2 separate regions of the Homo sapiens genome follow, and region 1 is linked to region 2. Evidence: chromatin loops called from intact Hi-C (ENCODE). Cell type or tissue: B cell. All regions are shown on one strand. Links, peaks and the distances in the headings refer to the core of each region. The heading gives the core; the rest is flanking DNA. Region 1 has its middle 25 kb from the start of DHRS4L2. Region 2 holds the start of LTB4R2 (leukotriene B4 receptor 2).

The links. Hi-C counts contacts between places; a loop is a spot of excess contacts. Peaks named below come from ENCODE experiments on the same cell type or tissue, not always from the same donor. Only the 100,000 strongest peaks of a DNase experiment are listed, where the experiment ranks them.
Region 1: a loop joins it to region 2, with 5 times the contacts of the local background. A loop is called at or near these places in 2 of 110 quality-filtered maps.

What each region holds. Positions count from the first base shown.
Region 1 is chr14:24,006,476-24,021,273 of GRCh38, forward strand. It overlaps the pseudogene DHRS4L1. Among named protein-coding and RNA genes, the nearest start is that of DHRS4L2, 25 kb to the left of the region's middle. In B cell, for the core only: CTCF peaks have their summits at 7,649 (motif pointing right) and 7,855; a DNase peak (open chromatin) is centred at 7,676.
Region 2 is chr14:24,306,884-24,313,148 of GRCh38, forward strand. It overlaps LTB4R2 (leukotriene B4 receptor 2), which reads left to right and starts at 3,257. Exons shown (of 2, transcript NM_019839.5): 1 at 3,257-3,372; 2 at 3,772-5,155. The coding sequence starts at 3,782. The coding sequence ends at 4,858. LTB4R (leukotriene B4 receptor) reads left to right here and starts at 4,619. Exons shown (of 2, transcript NM_001143919.3): 1 at 4,619-4,921. NOP9 (NOP9 nucleolar protein) reads left to right here. Exons shown (of 10, transcript NM_174913.3): 10 at 1-2,241. It overlaps CIDEB (cell death inducing DFFA like effector b), which reads right to left and starts at 1,094. Exons shown (of 5, transcript NM_001393339.1): 1 at 935-1,094; 2 at 488-632. The coding sequence starts at 975. RefSeq lists silencers at 4,103-4,202, 4,403-4,532. In B cell, for the core only: CTCF peaks have their summits at 4,232 and 4,437; DNase peaks (open chromatin) are centred at 4,108 and 5,097; H3K4me3 peaks cover 1,968 bases; H3K27ac peaks cover 2,169 bases.

The DNA of each region.
Region 1 (14,798 bases), core at 6,559-9,058, 300 kb before region 2:
TCTCTGGATCCCCCAGCCCTCCTCCCTGTCTCCAGAACTTGAGCGTGATGTTCACGGGTGGAGGTGTCTGCAGAGCTGCCAGCTGGAAGGAAGGTGGCACGGGAACTCCCAGGACGCCACGGGAATCCCCGAGGCAGCGCGAGCCCGGAGAGAGTGGGGAAGGATGAACTCTCTAACACCTCCCCGCCCCTTGCCTCCCAGATCAGGCCAGGTCCTCTCCCCGCATGGCCCTACGTCCCGAGTTCCCTCCCGAGTCAGCAAGTACAAGCTGGATGGGTCCTGAGCCGGTGGGGAATAGAGAAAGGCCCTGCAAGGTACCCAGGCCCACAAACAAAAGAAATGGGTTCTGCCCACGGGCCCGAGGATTCAGTAGAAGGAAAGTGGGGACGCTGTCCCCCGCCCCAAAGGCACTGACACTGGGCGACACACGCTGAGCCTCTCACACCGACGGGCCTCTCACGCCGGAGCCGGCAAGAAAGGTCGGCGCCAGCCCGCGGGCTCTCAGGAGGCTCGGCAGCGCGACGCGCATGCTCAGTCGGGCAGCTCTCCGGGCCGGCGTGGGAGCCCGCGCTCCAAAGCCCGGTGGGGGGAGGGGCGCTCACGCAACCGCCACTGTCTGGAGCGGGCTCGCCTCTGCGGCGGCACTCACCGCCCGGGCTTTACTGAAGCGGAGTCTAGCATGTGCGGCTGCTCCACAGCGGTGTGGGTGGCGGCGGCTCCTCTGCAGCAGCCTCGGCAGTAGGGGTCACGGTGGCCAAGCCCACCGTGGAGCTCATCTGAGAGTTGTAAGGTACGGGACTGCCTCGGTCTTTGGGACGCCCCGTCTGGTAGCATCCCAGATCCAGCACGTTCCTTCCGGCCCTGCACCCCGGCCCGGTGCCTCACACCCCGCTACCCCATGCATCCAGACTCTAAGGCAGCCCCTGCATCTCAGTCCTGACATCGCTGTCCCTGGAGCATCCTCCGCTGGAGCTGGAGCTTGACAGGTAGGGTGGAGAGGGCCGTGGGGGGGGTGCGGAAACTGCATCAATTAACGGGGCCGTGGGGGAGGGAAGTCCTCCATTGCTAAGGCTTCAGTAGGCGTTCTATGATCACAGTGTAAACAAAGCTGCAGGGAAGCTCTAACTGGGCGGAACCCACCGCAGCTCAGCAAGGCCTACTGCCTCTCCAGATTCCACCTCAGGGGCCAGGGCATATCTGAGCAAAAGGCAGCAGACAGCTTCTGCAGACTTCAGTGTCCTTGCCTGACATCTCTAAAGACAGCAGTGGTTCTCCCAGCACGGAGTTCGTGCTCCGATAACGGACAGACTGCCTCCCCAAGTGGGTCCCTGACCCCCATGTAGCTTGACTGAAAAACACCGCCCAGTAGGGGCAGAGAGACACCTCATACAGGTGGGTGCCCCTGTGGAACAAAGCTTCCAGAAGAAGGATCAGGCAGCAATATTTGCTGTTCTGCAGCCTCCTCTACTGATACCCAAGAAAATAAGGTCTGGAATGGACTTCCAGCAAACCCCCAAAGACCTGCAGCTGAGGGGCCTGTTAGAAGGAAAACTAACAAACAGAAAGGAATAGCATCAACATCAGCAAAGGACAGCATCAACATCAGAACAGGAAAGGACATCCACACTAAAACCCCATCCATAGGTCACCAACATCAAAGACCAAAGGTAGATAAAACCACAAAGATGGAGAGAAACCAGAGCAAAAAGGCTGAAACTTCCAGAAATCAGAACGTCTCTTCTCTTCCAAAGGAATACAAGTCCTCACCAGCAAGGGAACAAAACTGGATGGAGAATAAGTTTGATGACTTGACAGACGTAAGCTTCAGAAGGTCAGTAATAACAAACTACACCCAGCTAAAGGAGCATGTTCTAACCCATTGCAAGGAAGCTAAAAACCTTGACAAAATGTTAAACGAATGGCTAACTAGAATGAAGAATCTAGAGAAGAGCTTAAATGACCTGATGGAGCTGATAACCACAGTACAAGAACTTCATGAAGGATACACAAGCTTCAATAGCTGATTCAATCAAGTGGAAGAAAGGATATCAGTGATTGAATATAAAATTAATGAAATAAAGTGAGAACACAAGATTAGAGACAAGAAAAGAAAAAAGAAACATTCAAATTCAGGAAATACAGAGAACATCACAAAGACACTCCTTGAGAAGAGCAACCCCAAGACACATAATTGTCAGATTCAGCAAGGTTAAGGGCAGCCAGAGAGAAAGGTTGGGTTACCAACAAAGGGAAGCCCATCAGACTAACAGCAGATCTCTCAGCAGAAACCATACAAACCAGAAGAGAGTCGGGACCAATATTCAACATTCTGAAAGAAAAGATTTTTGGAACTAGAATTTCATATCCAGCCAAACTAAGCTTCGTAAGTGAAGGAGAAATAAAATCCTTTACAGACAAGCAGATGCTGAGAGAGTTTGTCACCACCAGGCCTGCCTTACAATAAGAGCTCCTGAAGGAAGCACTAAACATGGAAAGGAACAACCAGTACCAGCCACTGCAAAAACATACGAAATTGTAAAGACCATTGATGCTATGAAGAAACTGCATCAATTAATGGGCAAAATAACCAGCTAACGTCATGACAGGATCAAATTCACATATAACAATACTAACCTTCAATGTAAATGGGATAAATGCCCCAATTAAAAGACACTGACTGGCAAATTGGATAAAGAATCAAGACCCATATGGTGTGCTGTATTCAGGAGACCCAATCTCACGTGCAAAGACACACATAGGCTCAAAATGAAGGTGTGTCTGGAATTGGTGGGTTCTTGGTCTCACTGACTTCAAGAATGAAGCCACGGACCCTCGCAGTGAGTGTTACAGTCCTTAAAGGCAGCGTGTCCGGAGTTTGTTCCTTCTGATGTTCAGACACGTTCAGAGTTTTTTCCTTCTGGTGGGTTCGTGGTCTCGCTGGCTTCAGGAGTGAAGCTGCGGACCTTCACAGTGAGTGTTACAGCTCTTAAGGCGGCATGTCTGGAGTTGTTCGTTCCTCCCATCCGGAGTTGTTCATTCCTCCCACTGGGTTCGTGGCCTCACTGGCCTCAGGAGTGAAGCTGCAGACCTTCACGATGAGTGTTACAGCTCATAAAGGCCGTGTGGACCCAAAGAGTGAGGGGCAGCAAGATTTATTGCAAAGAGCGAAAGAACAAAGCTTCCACAGTGTGGAAGGGGACCCAAGCAGGTTGCTACTGTTTGAAGGGGTGGCTTGCCCCTCCACACCTGTGGGTATTTCTAGTCAGGTGGGACGAGAGACTGAGAAAGAGAAATAAGACACAGAGACAAAGTATAGAGAAACAACAGTGAGCCCAGGGGACCGGCGCTCAGCATACCAAGGACTTGCACCGGCACCGGTCTCTGAGTTCCCTCAGTTTTTATTGATTATTATCGTCATTATTTCAGTAAAAAGGAATGTAGTAGGAGGGCAGGGTGATAATAAGGAGAAGGTCAGCAACAAACGTGAGCAATAGAATCTAATAATTCAGTTCAAGGGAAGGTACTATGACTGGACATGCACGTAAGCCAGATTTATGTTTCTCTCCACCCAAACATCTCGGTGGAGTAAAGAATAACGAGGCAGCATTGCTGCAAACATGTCTCGCCTCCCACCATAGGGCGGTTTTTCTCTCATCTCAGAACTGAACAAATGTACAATCGGGATTTATACCGAGACTTTTAGTTCCCAGGAGCAGGCAGGAGACAGTGGCCTTCCTCTATCTCAACTGCAAGAGGCCTTCCTTTTTTACTAACCCACCGCAGCACAGACCCTTTATGGGTGTCGGGCTGGGGGACAGTCAGGTCTTTCTCATCCCAGGAGGCCATATTTCAGACTATCACATGGGGAGAAACCTTGGACAATACCCTGCTTTCAAGGGCAGAGGTCCCTGCGGCTTTCTGCAGTGCACTGTGCCCCTGGTTTATTGAGACTAGAGAATGGCGATGACTTTTACCAAGTATACTGCTTGTAAACATTTTGTTAACAAGGCACGTCCTACACAGTCCTAGATCCCTTAAACCTTGATTTCATACAACACATGTTCTTGTGAGCTCCAGGTTGGGTCAAAGTGGTTGGGTCAAAGTGGCTGGGGCAAAGCTAAAAATTAACAACATCTCAGAAAAGCAATTATTTAAAGTACAGGTCTTTTTCAAAATGTAGTCTCTTATGTCTTCCCTTTCTACATAGACACGGTAACAGTCTGATCTCTCTTTCTTTTCCCTACATATCCCCCTTTTCTTTTTGACAAAACTGTCATTGTCACCATGGCCTGTTTTTGCTGGTCACTGTCTTTCTGGAACTGCTGGATACACCTGTAGACTAACAATAGAGAGGGCAGACATACAAGGATTAATACAAAATTTGCAATAGTGGAATTTCCAATGGTTTTAACCCAAGTGATGGGGGCAAGAGGACAGTGTGGGTGCTCCGGCACCCAGGCAGTCTCCCTTCTCCTTTGTCTCTTAGTTGTTGTTTCTCATAGTTTTCAATCTTTCTCCTCACCTGCTCACTCGCACTTTTTGTTTCATTGTCTCCCTTCTCTTATGGTCTCTCTCTCTTTTTCTCTTTTTCTTCCTTTTACACTATTTCTTTTCCCAGTCTCACTTTCTGTGTCTCTCTCTGATCTCTGTCTTTCTCTTTTACATTATTTTTTTCCCCAGTCTCACCTTCTGTGTCTTTCTCTGATCTCTGTCTTTTCCAGTCTCTCTCTTACTCATTTTCTCCCTCTCTTTCTCTCTCTCTCTCTCTCTCTCTGTCTGTCATCCCGTGTCCTCTCTCCTTCACACTCAGTCTCTTTTTCTTTTTCTTTTTCTCCCTGGCTCTCCACATCTGCCGTTTTCTCTCCTTTCTCTTTCTGATTTCTCTTCTCACTTTCTCTCTTCCTTTCTTTCCCAGTTTCTCTTTTTTCTCTGTTGGTCTTTCCCAAATAATGAAAAGGAGTGGAGGTCTGAATGTTATCAGATGCTATTGTCAGGCCTGCGTTTGCAACCTCTGTCTGCAGAAATGTGTAACAGTCAATTAATTTGTCTCTCGTTTCTGCAGCACTCAAAATATCATCAACATAATGAATAATATAACAGTCTGAAAACTTGTCTCTAACTGGTTGAAGAACTTGAGCTACAAAAGTCTGACAAATAGTTGGACTATTAAGCATTCCCTGAGGCAACACTTTCCGCTGAAATCTGGTGGCTGGTTTTTTATTATTTATGGCTGGTATAGTAAAAGCAAATTTTTTTAAATCCTATTTTGCCAGAGGAATGGTAAAAACGCAATCCTTTAGCTCAATTATAATTAAAGGCCAATCTTTGGGGATCATGGCCGGAGAAAGCAGCCCAAGTTGGAGAGTCCCCATGGGTTGAATTACTGCATTGATGGCTCTCAAATCAGTTAGGATGCACCATCTGCCTGATTTTTTCTGAATTACAAACGCAGGAGAATGCCAAGGTGAAAATGAAGGCTCAATGTTTCCCTTTTCTAATTGTTCCTTTGCCACTAAGTGTAAGGCCTCCAGTTTTTGCTTTGGTAGTGGCCACTGATTTACCCATACAGGCTTTTCTGTTTTCCCAGTTAATGGAATGGGTTTTGGAGGCTCTACAGTGGCCACTCCTAAAAAGGATACCCTATTTCTTTTTTTTTTTTTTTTTTGGATTTTTTTAGCCTCAATTGGGACTTTAATGCCTTCTCCATTTTTCCCTAGTCCTTTACCAGAGAGATATCCCATTTTAGTCATGATTTTTTGACTCGTGGGGCTGTATAGGGAGACTGGAATAGTAATCTCTGCATGCCACTGTTCTAACAAGTCTCGGCCCCATAAGTTAATTGGAATAGAAATAATCATAGGCTGAACTGTACTCTCTTGATTATTAGGGCCTAGACAATGTAAAATCATGGCACTTTGATACACTTCTGAGGCGGTGCCCACACCAACAAATCCTGTAACAGGCTTTTGTTTAGGACAATTTTTTGGCCATTGATTTAAGACAATAATAGAAACATCAGCCCCAGTAGCCACTAATCCTTCAAACTGCTTTCCCTGAATAGTGACTGTACACACAGGTCTATTCTCTGAGAGCTGACTAGCCCAATAAACAACTTTTCCAGCAGGGTTGGTACTTCCAAACCCTCCTGTTCTTTCTGTTTTGCTATTCCCAATTTTAATATAAGGCAAAAGCAATAATTGAGCAATTCTATCACCTGGATTGGCACTCCAGGGAACAGCAGAGCTGATCACTAACTGAATTTCCCCTTTATAATCTGAATCAATTACCCCAGTATGAATTTGGACTCCCTTTAAATTTAGACTTGATCTTCCTAAAATAAGGCCTACCATCCCTTCTGGCAGCAGGCCATACACCCCAGTAGGAATCTTTTGAGGGAGCACTCCAGGGAGTGAAGAAACCATTTGAGTAGAACATAAATCTACTGCTGCGCTGCCTGCTGTGGTGGGGGATAACTGTTGTATTGTTGTAATTGGCTGATTCCCTGGAATGGTGGTATTTACTGTGGGGGTTGTTGTCCCTGAAAACCCTGAGGAACAAATGGCTGAATCAAGAATGCCCCACTTTGTTGCGGGGCCTGGGGCTGGTCCCTCTTCTCGTTTCCTGACAATGGTTGCCCATTTTTATCAAATTTAGAACAACATTCCTTAGCCCAGTGTTTTCCTCTTTCACATTTTGGACACAGGCCAGGTGGCTGTTTATTTTTGTTCTGTTTATTTAAGACTGGGCAATTCTTTTTTAGATGACCGATTTGACCACAATTATAACATTTTCCCCCAAATGTTTTAACTTGTCCTCCTAAAGCAACCCCCGTAATTGCTTGAGCCAGTAGCATTGCCTTATGCATAGTTCCTCCAATCCCATCACAAGCCTTCACATATTCTGTAATTACATCAACTCCTGCTGAAACCTTTCCTCTTAATGGCTTTATGGCCAATTGACATCCTGGATTTGCATTTTGATAACCCATTATTTCTACAACAACTTTTTGGGCGTTATCATCTGCAATCGATTTTTGAGCTGCATCTTGCAACCTTGCCACAAAGTCTGGATATGGCTCTTTAGAGCCTTGTCTGATTGAACTAAAAGAAGGGCAGGAGGTTCCTGGGTCCTGAATCTTTTCCCAGACCCTGAGGCAAATAGCCCTTAATTGTTCAATAGCCTCATTCTGCATTACTGATTGTTGGTTAATAGTGCTCCAATTTGGACCTGTTTCTGGCAATTGGTCTGCATCTATATTAACAACAGGATTAGTAGCCTGATTTTTCCATACCTGTTCTTGTACTCCGTCAATCCACCAGGTTTTAAATTGTAGATACTGAGAGGGTGAAAGAGAAGATTTAGCCAAAATTTCCCAATCATAAGGAATAAGTCTATTCCCATTAGCAATGGAATCTAATAATGTTCTCATATAAGGAGAGTTGGGTCCATATTGTTTAACTGCCTCCTTCATATCTTTTAACATTTTCATGGTGAAAGATTCATATCTAGCCTCAGTTTGGACAGACGCTCCTGCTTGACTCCGTTTTCCAGCCGGTATTGGTTGTAAAATTACCAGGAACTGCCCTGCCTCAAGATCTCCCTGTTTTCTGGCTTTATCAATGATTTTTTGCAGTGCACTATCTTGTCCACTAGGTGGTAGTGTAGGATCAAACACCATCGCCATGGGTTGTTGCTATACTGCCCTGCTATTTGGCACAGGACACAACACCTGGGATCTATACTGAACCACTGGAGACGGCCGATACTGAAATTCGGCTGATGGCTGGTGTTCATAAACTACTGATGGTTGGGTTTTATTTTCTACCGGCTGATATTGTGGATACTGTGTCTGGATTGGCATTTGAGGTTGTAATGTCACAGGCATCTGAACCGTGGGAGAAGGAGTTGTTGGCCATCGTGGTCTAAACTCTGATGGACCAAATAATTCTGGACCTCCTTCCTCCAATTTTGATGATTTAGGATATATTACCTCCTGTAATTGATTATAGTCAACATTTTGTGTTGACCGAACCATTGCAGACTCTACTACATTTTTACAATGTGAACTTTCTGTTCCATTCTTGAACTGTCTTCCTACCTCTTCTTCACAAACTATTACACAGCTTTCAGGGGCATCAGAAACTGAAATGCTATCTTCTTCTATTTGAAATAGTTCTCAAGTTGCTTTAATAATAGCCCAATCATTCCATGCTGTAAGTGGGATGATTTTACCTTCCCTACTTGCTTGTTTTAATTCTTTGCTAATTTTTCCCCAGTCTTTTAAATCTAAAGTTCCCTGTTCTGGAAACCATGGGCAGAATTGTTCTATTGTTTGAAATAGCATAATTAGATTCTCTGTAGAAGCTTAAACTCCCTGTCTTAAGAGAATTTTAATGAAGCTGAGATAAGAGGCATATTTACTTCCAGTTTGCCCCATTGTTACCCTGGATTCCTCCAAGTGCACAAGCTTACCGCAAGGCTGACCGTGGATGTACTCGGGAATCTCTTGTTGGCTGTCCTCAATACTCACTTAGCGTACTTTCACCCTAGAGAAAGGCCCCATGTTGGATGCCAGATGAAGGGGTGGCCTGCCCCTCCACACCTGTGGGTATTTCTAGTCAGGTGGGATGAGAGACTGAGAAAGAGAAATAAGACACAGAGACAAAGTATAGAGAAACAACAGTGGGCCGAGGGGACCGGCGCTCAGCATACCAAGGACCTGCACCAGCACCGGTCTCTGAGTTCCCTCAGTTTTTATTGATTATTATTGTCATCATTTCAGTAAAAAGGAATGTAGTAGGAGGGCAGGGTGATTATAAGGAGAAGGTCAGCAACAATCATGTGAGGAATAGAATCTACGTCATAATTAAGTTCAAGGGAAGGTACTATGACTGGACGTGCATGTAAGCCAGATTTATGTTTCTCTCCACCCAAACATCTCAGTGGAGTAAAGAATAACAAGGCAGCATTGCTGCAAACATGTCTCGCCTCCCACCATAGGGCGGTTTTTCTCTCATCTCAGAACTGAACAAATGTACAATCGGGATTTATACTGAGACATTTAGTTCCCAGGGACAGGCAGGAGACAGTGGCCTTCCTCTATCTCAACTGCAAGATGCTTTCCTCTTTTACTAATCCACCTCAGCACAGACCCTTTATGGGTGTCAGGCTGGGGGACGGTCAGGTCTTTCTCATCCCATGAGGCCATATTTCAGACTATCACATGGGGAGAAACCTTGGACAATACCCCGCTTTCAAGGGCAGAGGTCCCTGTAGCTTTCCACAGTACACTGTGCCACTGAGCCCACACCCACCCAGAACTAGCGCTGGCCTGCAAGCACTGTGCACAGCCCCAGTTCCTGCCCATGCTTCTCCCTCCACACCTCCCTGCAAGCTGAGGGAGCCAGCTCTGGTCTTGGCCAGCCCAGAAAGGGGCTCCCACAGTGCAGCATGGGCTGAAGGGCTCCTCAAGCATGGCCAGAGTGGGTGCCAAGGCCAAGGAGGCGCCGAGAGCGAGCGAGGGCTGCCAGCACGCTGCCACCTCTCAAAGGGATGGAGGAAGATCTACCAAACAAATGGAAAGCAAAGAAAAGCAGGGATTGCAATCCTGGTCTCTGATAAAACAGACATTAAACCAACAAAGATAAAAGGAGACAAAGAAGGCCATCACATAATGGTAAAGGAATCAGTTCAACAGGAAGAGCTAACTATCCTAAATATATATGCACCCAATACAGGAGAACCCAGATTCATAAAGCAAGTTCTTAGAGACCTACAAAGAGGCTTAGACTCCCATACAATAGTAATGGGAGACAGTAACACCCCACTGTTAATATTAGACAGAAAACATGACAAAATTAATAAGGATGTCCAGGACTTGAACTCAGCTCTAGACCAAGTAGGCCTAATACACATCTACAGAACTCTCCACCCCAAGTCAACACAATATACATTCTTCTCAGCACCACATCACACTTATTCTAAAATTGACCACATAATTGGAAGTAAAACACTCCTCAGCAAATGCCAAAGAACAGCAATCACAACAAACTGTCTCCCAGACCACAGTGCAATCAAATTAGAACTCAGGACTGAGAAACTCACTCAAAACTGCACAACTACATGGAAACTGAACAACCTGCTCCTGAATGACTACTGGGTAAATAACAAAATGAAGGCAGAAATAAACATGGTCATTGAAACCAATGAGAACAAAGACACAGTGTACCAGAATTTCTGGGACACATTTAAAACAGTGTGTAAATGGATATTTACAGCACTGAATACCCACAAGAGAAAGGAGGAAAGATCTAAAATCAACACCCTAACCTCAAAATTAAAAGAACTAGAGAAGCAAGAGCAAACAAATTCAAAAGCTAGCAGAAGACAGCAAATAACGATGATCAGAGCAGAACTGAAGGAAATAGAGGCATTAAAAAAAAAACCTTCAAAGGATCAATGAATCCAGGAGCTGGATTTTTGAAAAGATCAACAAAATGGACTGCTAGCAAGACTAATAAGGAAGAAAAGAGAGAAGAGTCAAATAGACACAATAAAAAATGATAAAGGTGATATCACCAGTGATCCCGCAGAAATACACACTACCATCAGAGAATACTATAAACACCTCTATGCAAATAAACTAGAAAACCTAGAAGAATTGGATAAATTATTGGACACATATACCTTCCCCAGACTAAATCAGGAAGAAGCTGAATTGCTGAATAGACCAATAACAGCTTCTGAAATTGAGGCAATAATTAATAGCCTACTAAACCAAAAAAAGTCCAGGACCAGATGGATTCATAGCCGAATTCTACCAGAGGTACAAAGAGGAGTTGGTACCATTCCTTCTGAAACTATACCGATCAATAGAAAAAGAAAGAATCCTCCCTAACTCATTTTATAATGCCAGAATCATCCGGATATCAAAGCTTGGCAGAGACACAACAAAACAAAGAAAATTTTAGGCCAGTATCCCTGATGAACATCAATGCAAAAATGCTCAATAAAATACTGGCAAACCGAATCCAGCGGCACATCAAAAAGCTTATCCACCACGATCAAGGTGGCTTCATCCCTGGGATGCAAACCTGGTTCAGCATAAGCAAATCAACAAACATAATCCATCACACAAACAGAACCGACAAACACCACATGATTATCTCAATAGATGCAGAAAGGCCTTCGAACAAAATTAAACACCCCTTCATGCTAAAAACTCTCCATAAACTTGGTATTCATGGAATGTAACTCAAAATAATAAGAGCTATTTATGACAAACCCATAGCCAATATCATACTGAATGTGCAAAAACTGGAAGCATTCCCTTTGAAAACTGGTACAAGACAAGGATGCCCTATCTCACCACTCCTATTCAACATAGTATTGGAAGTTCTGGCCAAGGCAATCAGGCAAGAGGAAGAAATAAAGGGTATTCAATTAGGAAAAGAGGAAGTCAAATTGTCTCTGTTTGCAGATGATTTCACCGTATATTTAGAAACCCCATGATCTCAGCCCAAAATCTCCTTAAGCTGATAAGCAACTTCAGCAAAGTCTCAGGATACAAAATCAATGTGCAAAAATCACAAGCATTCCTGTATGCCAATAATAGACAGAGAGCCAAATCATGAGTGAAGTCCCATTCACAATTGCTACAAAGAGAATAAAATACCTAGAAATCCAACTTACAAGGGATGTGAAGGACCTCTTCAAGGAAAACTACAAACCACTGCTCAAGGAAATAAGTGAGGACACAAACAAATGGAAGAGTATTCCATGCTCATGGATAGGAAGACTCAATATCATGAAAATGGCCATATTGCCCAAAGTAAATTATAGACTCAATGCTATCCCCATCAAGCTACCACTGACTTTCCTCACAGAATTGGAAAAAACTACTTTAAATTTCATATGGAACCAAAAAAGAGCTGGTATAGCCAAGACAATCATAAGCAAAAAGAACAAAGCTGGAGGCATCACACTACCTGACTTCAAACTATACTGCAAGGCTACAGTAACCAAAACAGCATGGTACTGGTACCAAAACAGATATCTAGACCAATGGAACAGAACAGAGGCCTCAGAAATAACACCACACATCTTCAACCATCTGATCTTTGACAAATCTGACAGAAACAAGCAATGGGGAAAGGATTCCCTATTTAATAAATGGTGCTGGGAAAACTAGCTAGCCATATGTAGAAAGCTGAAACTGCATGCGTTCCTTACACCTTATACTAAAATTAACTCAAGATGGATTAAAGCCTTAAATGTAAGACCTAAAACCATAAAAACCCTAGAAGAAAACCTAGACAGTACCATTCAGGACATAGGCATGGGCAAAGACTTCATGATAAAAACACCAAAAGTAATGGCAACAAAAGCCAAAATAGACTAATGGGATCTACCTAAACTAAAGAGCTTCTGCACAGCAAAAGAAACTATCATCAGAGTGAGAAGGCAACTTACAGAATAGGAGAAAATTCTTGCAATCTATCCATCTGACAAAGGGCTAATATCCAGAATACAAAGAACTTAAACAAATTACAAGAAAAAAAAAAACAAATAACCCCATCAAAAAGTGAGTAAAAAGTATGAACAGAAACTTCTCAAAAGAAGACATTTACACAGCCAACAGACATATGAATAAATGCTCATCATCACTGGTCATCAGAGAAATGCAAAGAAAAACCACAATGAGATACCATCTCATGACACTTGGAATGGCAACATTAAGAAGTCAGGAAATAACAGAAGCTGGAGAGGATGTGGAGAAATAGGAAGGCTTTTAGACTGTTGGTGGGAGTGTAAATTAGTTCAACCATTGTGGAAGACACTGTGGCCATTCCTCAAGGATCTAGAACCAGAAATACCAATTGATCCAGCAACCCCATTACTGGATATCTACCCAAAGGATCATAAATCATTCTACTATAAAGACACATATACACATATGTTTATTGCAGCACTGTTCACAATAGCAAAAACTTGGAACCAACCCAAATGCCCATCAATGATAGACTGGATAAAGAAAATGTGGCACATGTATACCATGGAATACTATGCAGCCATAAAAAAGGATGAGTTCATGTCCTTTGCAGGAACATGGATGAAGCTGGAAATCATCACTTTCAGCAAAATATCACAAGGACAGAAAACCAAACACCGCATGTTCTCACTCATAGGTGGAAGTGGAACAAGCAGACCACATGGAAACAGAGAGGGGATCATCATACACCAGGGTCTGTTAGAGGCTGGGGGGCTGGGGGAGGGATAGCATTAGGAGAAATACCTAATGTAAATGACGAGTTGATGGATCCAGCAAACCAACCTGATACACGTATACCTATGTAAAAAACCTGCACGTTGTGCACATGTGCCCTAGAACTTAAAGTATAATAATAAAAAATGAAATTCTAGATAGAGCAATATCTCACAAAATTAATAATTCATTCCATTTAAATAGGCTATATCAGTCAGCCTCTGGCACCTACAGATCCATTCACTGTTTTCTTTTCTGGGTTCTTTTTTAAGTAAATAATTGGCCAACATTTAAAATTTAAATATTTCCTATTACCATCCGGATTTCTAGCTTCTGTTTAAATATCCCAAGGGCTGGCAGTGCTGAGCCAGCATTCTCAATGACAAACATGAGTGGAACTGGGTGTGCCTCAGATCTGCAAGTTGCAGTTCTGCAAGTTGGCCACTGCGACCTAAAGTGTGGTACCATTTTACCACTGAGCTTAAGCCACCACCAAAGTTTAAGCCATTCTATATACTATGCATAAGGGAGTACAGCAGCAGGTAAATTCACTTTAGGGGGAAAAATTCATCAAAACTGCTTAAATCTGTGAAAATAAATAAAATTTAAAAGCTGTGGGAACCCCCAAAATCACTTTAAGCCTTGAGACGTGACTGTGATCTGAGTCGTATGTGGTTATAACTTCTGTTCTCAAATTATAGATTAACTAGCTTTCTTATTTTTCTTCTTCTGTACAATGACTAGAGAGAATTAAATGACATCATGGAAAAAAACCTCTGGCCTTCTTAATTAATGACCCTTATTGTATATTAATTTCCTATTGTTGTCCTGCTTTGCTTAGACCAGATGACAAAAACCCACAATTACTACACCCTCTAAAAAACATGTTAAATGTATCCTTCCCAAAAAGAAACACTGCGTTTAACCTATCAAATGGCTGTAACTATGTGCCAACCTTGTACGAATAATGTTATAATTTTGCTAAACACTCTTCTCTCTCTGCATATATAATTGAAACCATAACTTCTCTACTGCAGAATGCTGACTGCATTCCTTTGGATTTGATGTTTCCAGATGGTCCATCCTCACACTTTGCACTTCAATAAACACTCCTTAAATTCAATTCTCACCCTTTTATTATTTTAGGTTGACAAATCTTTTTTAAGGTAATTTGACCGTCATAGCCATCAATTTAAAACTTTGGCCCAGCGTACAAATGTATTTGTACCAAACACACAAAAATACATATTCATCCAATGTTGTTCACCATAGCATTGTTTGAAATAGCAAAACACTGGAAGCTACTTAAATATCCATCAGTAGGAGACTAGCTAAATAAATTATGGAATAGCCACACAATAGAATACTGTACAGCTATTTTATAAAAGAAGAGAGAGAATAAAGTAGGTCTATTATGTACCACTCATTAGCCAAGAATGTATTTTAAAAAATAAAAAGGGTGGCTGACAAGATGACCAAATAGGAACAGCTCCAGTCTGCAGCTCCCAGCGAGATCAACGCAGAAGGCAGGTGA
Region 2 (6,265 bases), core at 3,212-5,711:
GTTTTCAGTAATAGTGTTTAACCTTTTTGAGTCCTTACTCTGTGCCAGGTATGAGGACTTTACCTACATTATCCTCTTACTCCTTTCAACAACCCTAGGAGGTGATGTATTATTATTGCCTTTTTATAGTTGAAGAAACTGAGGTTTTGGTAGGTTGAACAACTTCCCAAGGTTTGACAGGCAGGAAGTGGCAGAATCAGAATTTGAACTTGATTTGTCACACAAATCACCTTTCCATACTAGCTTCTGAATTCTGTCCCTCGAACTCTCCCTATCTCCTGCTAACCCCTGCTCCCATAGAAAAGCTCACTCGGTGGAAAATGAACAAATTGACCAGAGCTCATTAGGCCCACTCCGCTGCTTTTAGCCCTCAGAGGGAGGGGCAGCTGTGTGACTTCAGCCCTCTGCTCCATCATCACAAGTTGCCACTGTTGTGGAGCCCCTTGGCTACCCCTGCTATAGGAACCGAGGAACTTGGCCTACTTACTTTGGCTAGCAGCTCCTGGCGGGTGGCAGCTGTCAGGCCTTTCCGGATGGTCCGCTTGTGATCACAGACACGGAAAGGTCGCTGGGGTGGTGGAGCTGAGGTCCAGACCCTCCGTCCAAACTCCGAGCTTATATTAGATACTGACCTGGTAGTTGAGAAGAAAAGTCAAGAAGGGGCGAGGAGGGGCTTGGTGAGTGTAAAGGGCATGATGAGGGTAGAGTGGCTAGAGGGCTAGGGAGGGAGAGATCTAGGTTTATCGATTAGGGATGAGGGAGAGACCATGGAGTGCAGGTGGGGGCGGGTGGCTCAGGAGCTTGACAAGCCCACTGTGGAGTGGGGAGCAGGAGAGGAAGGGGTACTGGTTAGTCTCCTAGGGGCTGAGTGGAGTATTGTTGCCCTGCCTATATCCCCTAAAGGTGGAGGGTAGAGCGGAGGGTTAGCAGTCACCTGAGTAAGTCACTGGGGTTCAGAGCTGAGAGGTACTCCATGGTGGACCGGAGAGTTCCTTCCCTGGAACTTCTGGGCTGGGTGGTTCTCTCCTGTGCTGGGGCTTTAGTGGTGTTTTCTGTTACAAACCTGGGATCTCAGCCCAGGACAAGGTGGGAATGAGTCAAGCCTGGACTCTGGCCCCCCTGCCTGGCCAGTAAGAAGGGCAAAGTCCAAGGGGAGGGATGAGGGAGGGGCCAGATGGGGTCCTGGAGGAAGAATTGCCTGGCAAAAGCCATTGGAGCTTGTATGTGTGTCTTTGGTGATGACATGTGTTGTGAGGGTAGATGGGAACCATGTAAAAGGATGAAATGTGACTTCTGGTGTTTTTTTATTTCTATGGAGGGAATTTCTGGGGACGGTTTCTGGCTCTCAGGCTCTGAGAAGCTGCAGTTTATGAGTGGCTCTGTGTGTGCTGCCACCTACTGGAGAAGCCATAAGCTGCAGCTTTAGGAAAAGGGAACCCGGGGCAGAGTGTGGGGAAGTGGGATGGCAGCATGGCAGGGCTTTGGAAAATGAGAGGTGAGACTGTGTCCAGGAAGGGTGTAAGGAGAGGATGGATCCTGATACATGGATTCAGGATCATTAGGGTCCTGTCTGGGACACTGGCCTTCCTGCTTACCTGCTCTTTCCTTCCTCCTTGGTCGGAGGAGGGGCTGGCTCACTGCTCTGGCTTCATTTTCCAGAGCTGCCTGCTGCAGTCACACTTAGGTCATCTTCTCTCACTTTTCTCCTTTTGCCGATTAGTGGACGTGACAGAGATGTGAATGGGGCAGGGATGTCCTTTGATGGCATCAAGACTTTAGCTTCTGGTGCGCTGTGTCCCAGCTCTGATTTCAGTTGCAGCCGTGATGGACAGTTGCATGGAAGCTGAGACTCTCACTGACAGTGAAACCCTCAAATGAACACAATCCCTGCTTTCCTGCCAAGGATCCTTGTAGGGTCCCCCAGCTTCCCCACTTTTTTTCTGTGTCCTGACAAAGAAACACAGAGTAACTTGATTGCCCTGTGACCTGGCCAGTTGCATTTCCCCTGCAGGCTTGAGCCCAAGCCAGAGCCTTGAAAAGGTATTCAGGTTGTTGCCCAAAACACTGAAAAAAACTGGCCCTGGCCCTGAACCAAATACCTTGAACCCTCGTAAACTCCATACCCTGACCCCCTTGTTTTGGATATACCCAGGTAGAACAACTCTCTCTCACTGTCTGTTGTGAGGATACGCTGTAGCCCACTCATTAAGTACATTCTCCTAATAAATGCTTTGGACTGATCACCCTGCCAGTCTTTTGTCTTGGGCAATCTATACTTTTCTCAGAGGTTCCCAAGGCCTACTGAAGGGACTTAACATACTCTTAATGGCTTTCCTCTCTCTTGTTTTACCTTATGCCCTCACTTCCTGAGTTAACCTCCCAAATACAGGATCACCTGTACCCAAGCCCTTAGCTCAAGAATACAGGATCACCTGTACCCAAGCCCTTAGCTCAAGCTCTGCTTTGGAAGAACCCAAACTAAGACAGTGCTCCTGGTGCCCTCCCCAAGCAACCTCAAGTTCTGGCTGTTACTTGAGCAGAGGCCTTTCTTTTCCCTTCCCCCAGCTCTATCCATCTGCCAGGCCCCCCTCAAATCTCTTCATTTCCAAGTTTTGCTTGACTTTTCCAAGAGGAGAGGGCTGCTTCTTAGTATGTCCCTACTCATCCTTTCCTTTCTTGTCTTGTATCCTGGTGCAGCCTGGTAATGGGGCCTCTTCATGGTTGTGTGTCATGACTCCCTAACCATTATGCCTCCATGCATCCCCTGTTCCTCCTGGAACCTAGCACCATGCCTTACATGGAAAAGCTGTCATTGACAGCCCGGTGAGAGCCCTGAGGGTGGAGTGACTGGGGCAGGGCCTGAGGCAAGAGGTGGGAGGAGGTAGGAGGCCAGGGGCTCAGCCGGACCAGGAGACTGGAAACAGGCAAGGATAAGGCAGGTGGGGGACTGAGTTGTTTGGGTCACCTCTGCAGGCCAGAGAGACCAGGCAACATACACACTGCAGAAGGTGGGCTGGGAGGATTGGGGCCAGAGCTGGGGGAGGGATGAGAACAGAAGCAGGACCAGGATTCAGCAGAGTCCTCCTATTTCCTTCCACCACCAGGGAATCTTACTGCCCCACTTCAGCTTGTGCTGTTTCCTGGCAAGGCAGGCTCTCACATGCCTGGACGCCTGGGTGCGTTGGTGATGGGAAGGAGCAGGGTGAGGGAGGGGCCCCAGGAGAGGCCCAGGATGAGCCTCATCTTGTCCCTCCCCATTCTTGTCTTACCCTCTGCAAATGTGATAGGCACAGGACAGGAGTAGGCACCTCGCCTACTGCTGCTTAACCTTTCAGCTTCTCCAGGCCCCCAATCCTGCTTGCTCCCAGCTTGGTAAGTAGATCTGTGCACGTCCCTTTACACCCCACCATCCAGTTTTGCCCAGATGTGCTAGAATGGGGCTGGACAAAGAAGGAGGGGCCAGACTAGAGGAGTGGTGGTAGAGATAGTGACAGCCTGGGGTGATGACTTTATGCCTGTTTACCACTGAGCTCTGGGAAGGAGGCCAGGAGTGGGGCAGGTCAACTGACTGGGAGCAGGGGATCTGGGTTCCAAGAAGGAGTTGTGTTTGAGGTGGGGTCTGGGTCCTCGTGGAAGTCAGGACTCCCAGGCAGAAAAGAGGCAGGCTGCAGGGAAGTAAGGAGGAGGCATGGCACCTTCTCATCGGGCATCACAGGTGGGGTTTTGCCCCACCCCTGAACGCCCTCTGTGGCGCCTTCCACCCACCTGTAGGCCCAGAAGGATGTCGGTCTGCTACCGTCCCCCAGGGAACGAGACACTGCTGAGCTGGAAGACTTCGCGGGCCACAGGCACAGCCTTCCTGCTGCTGGCGGCGCTGCTGGGGCTGCCTGGCAACGGCTTCGTGGTGTGGAGCTTGGCGGGCTGGCGGCCTGCACGGGGGCGACCGCTGGCGGCCACGCTTGTGCTGCACCTGGCGCTGGCCGACGGCGCGGTGCTGCTGCTCACGCCGCTCTTTGTGGCCTTCCTGACCCGGCAGGCCTGGCCGCTGGGCCAGGCGGGCTGCAAGGCGGTGTACTACGTGTGCGCGCTCAGCATGTACGCCAGCGTGCTGCTCACCGGCCTGCTCAGCCTGCAGCGCTGCCTCGCAGTCACCCGCCCCTTCCTGGCGCCTCGGCTGCGCAGCCCGGCCCTGGCCCGCCGCCTGCTGCTGGCGGTCTGGCTGGCCGCCCTGTTGCTCGCCGTCCCGGCCGCCGTCTACCGCCACCTGTGGAGGGACCGCGTATGCCAGCTGTGCCACCCGTCGCCGGTCCACGCCGCCGCCCACCTGAGCCTGGAGACTCTGACCGCTTTCGTGCTTCCTTTCGGGCTGATGCTCGGCTGCTACAGCGTGACGCTGGCACGGCTGCGGGGCGCCCGCTGGGGCTCCGGGCGGCACGGGGCGCGGGTGGGCCGGCTGGTGAGCGCCATCGTGCTTGCCTTCGGCTTGCTCTGGGCCCCCTACCACGCAGTCAACCTTCTGCAGGCGGTCGCAGCGCTGGCTCCACCGGAAGGGGCCTTGGCGAAGCTGGGCGGAGCCGGCCAGGCGGCGCGAGCGGGAACTACGGCCTTGGCCTTCTTCAGTTCTAGCGTCAACCCGGTGCTCTACGTCTTCACCGCTGGAGATCTGCTGCCCCGGGCAGGTCCCCGTTTCCTCACGCGGCTCTTCGAAGGCTCTGGGGAGGCCCGAGGGGGCGGCCGCTCTAGGGAAGGGACCATGGAGCTCCGAACTACCCCTCAGCTGAAAGTGGTGGGGCAGGGCCGCGGCAATGGAGACCCGGGGGGTGGGATGGAGAAGGACGGTCCGGAATGGGACCTTTGACAGCAGACCCTACAACCTGCTGCCCTTCCCTGTCCCTTTCCACCCCCCACCCACCCTCCAGAGGTCAGTGTTCTGGGACATTTGGGGACCCTTCTTTGACTAGAGTTTGGATCTGGCTGGGTAGGATTACTATACACTTGGGGCAGGCCCAGGCTCCTCCAAACTGAGGGATTATGAGGGTGGTGATGGTCCCTGTTAAGGACTATTGTGTGCTTGCAAGTTGGCATGTACCCATGTGCCAGCATTGCTTACTTGTTGCCAATAGCTGTTATTGTGAAATACACTGGGAAGCCATTAGATGATGACTTAAGTGTGCTTCCCCTGGTGGTTCTTCATGCCTGAGTTGTACTGAAGCCACCTAGTTCCCTGCTGGGTCAAGCCAGGCTGGGCAGTGCCAGCCTTCAGTGGCATCTTGACCTGCCCTCCTCAGCCCAGGTGCCCTGGTTCCACAGGCCAACCCATAGAACCACTCTGGAAATAAAGGAGAAAATGGAAGGAGAGGTATGGGAGCTTGGATGAGGGGTAGGAATGGGATCCATTCTCTGAGGCTTATAAAAGCCTCTGAGGAGGAAATGGCTCTGAAGGGGAAAATGAATCTGTGGGGTTTGAAAAGGAAGTTTTCCTGCCTGTCTTGTATTTGGTCCAGTGAGTATGAGACAGGCACACAAGGAGTGGACAGTGGTGTAGGGGCCCTGGGAGTCTGAGACTTACCTTGCCCCCTGACCATCTGATCCTCCCTGCAAAGGCCACCTGACGTGAAAAGGAGCCAGGAGCAAGCACTCAGTCAGGGAAGTTTGGAGGTTGGCCATTGGGGTATGAGGAATGGCAGGAATATTTAGAGGACAGGAATAATTTTTCAGAGAAGTGCCACATATTCTTTTTCTCTTTGCCAAGTCTGGGCTCCTTCTAAGATGCTGCTAGCTATTCCTAGCCCGTTCCCCAATACTTCTCTGCCCCCACCTTTTGGAATCCTTATCTAGGTCTAAAAACGGTTCTAGATCCTGACCCCTTTGATTGGGGGATGTAGAATGGGATTCTTTTCAGGGGACATCCACAAGTACACATCTGTGGTCACTAAGGTGACCAGCTCATCCCAGTTGGCCTGGAACTTTCCCAGTTTAAGCACTGAAAACTCCTTGTCCCAGCCCTGCCGGTTTCCCAACAAACTGAGATGGTTGGCCGCTCAAGTGGCTACCCTGACCATCACCCCAGGCTCTACTTTAGCGACTGCTCACACCTCCCTGCTTCCCAGACAGAAGTCAAAACAGCAAAAGAAACCCAGTCCCCAGGGTCATGCTAGGGCTACCAAAACTGGGATGAACTAGCACCTGTGAACTAGAACAGCAGGGAGTATGCTTAGAGTGCCTGGTCCTGGGTGTGGGGAAGAAAGGCCATCAAGGTAGATGC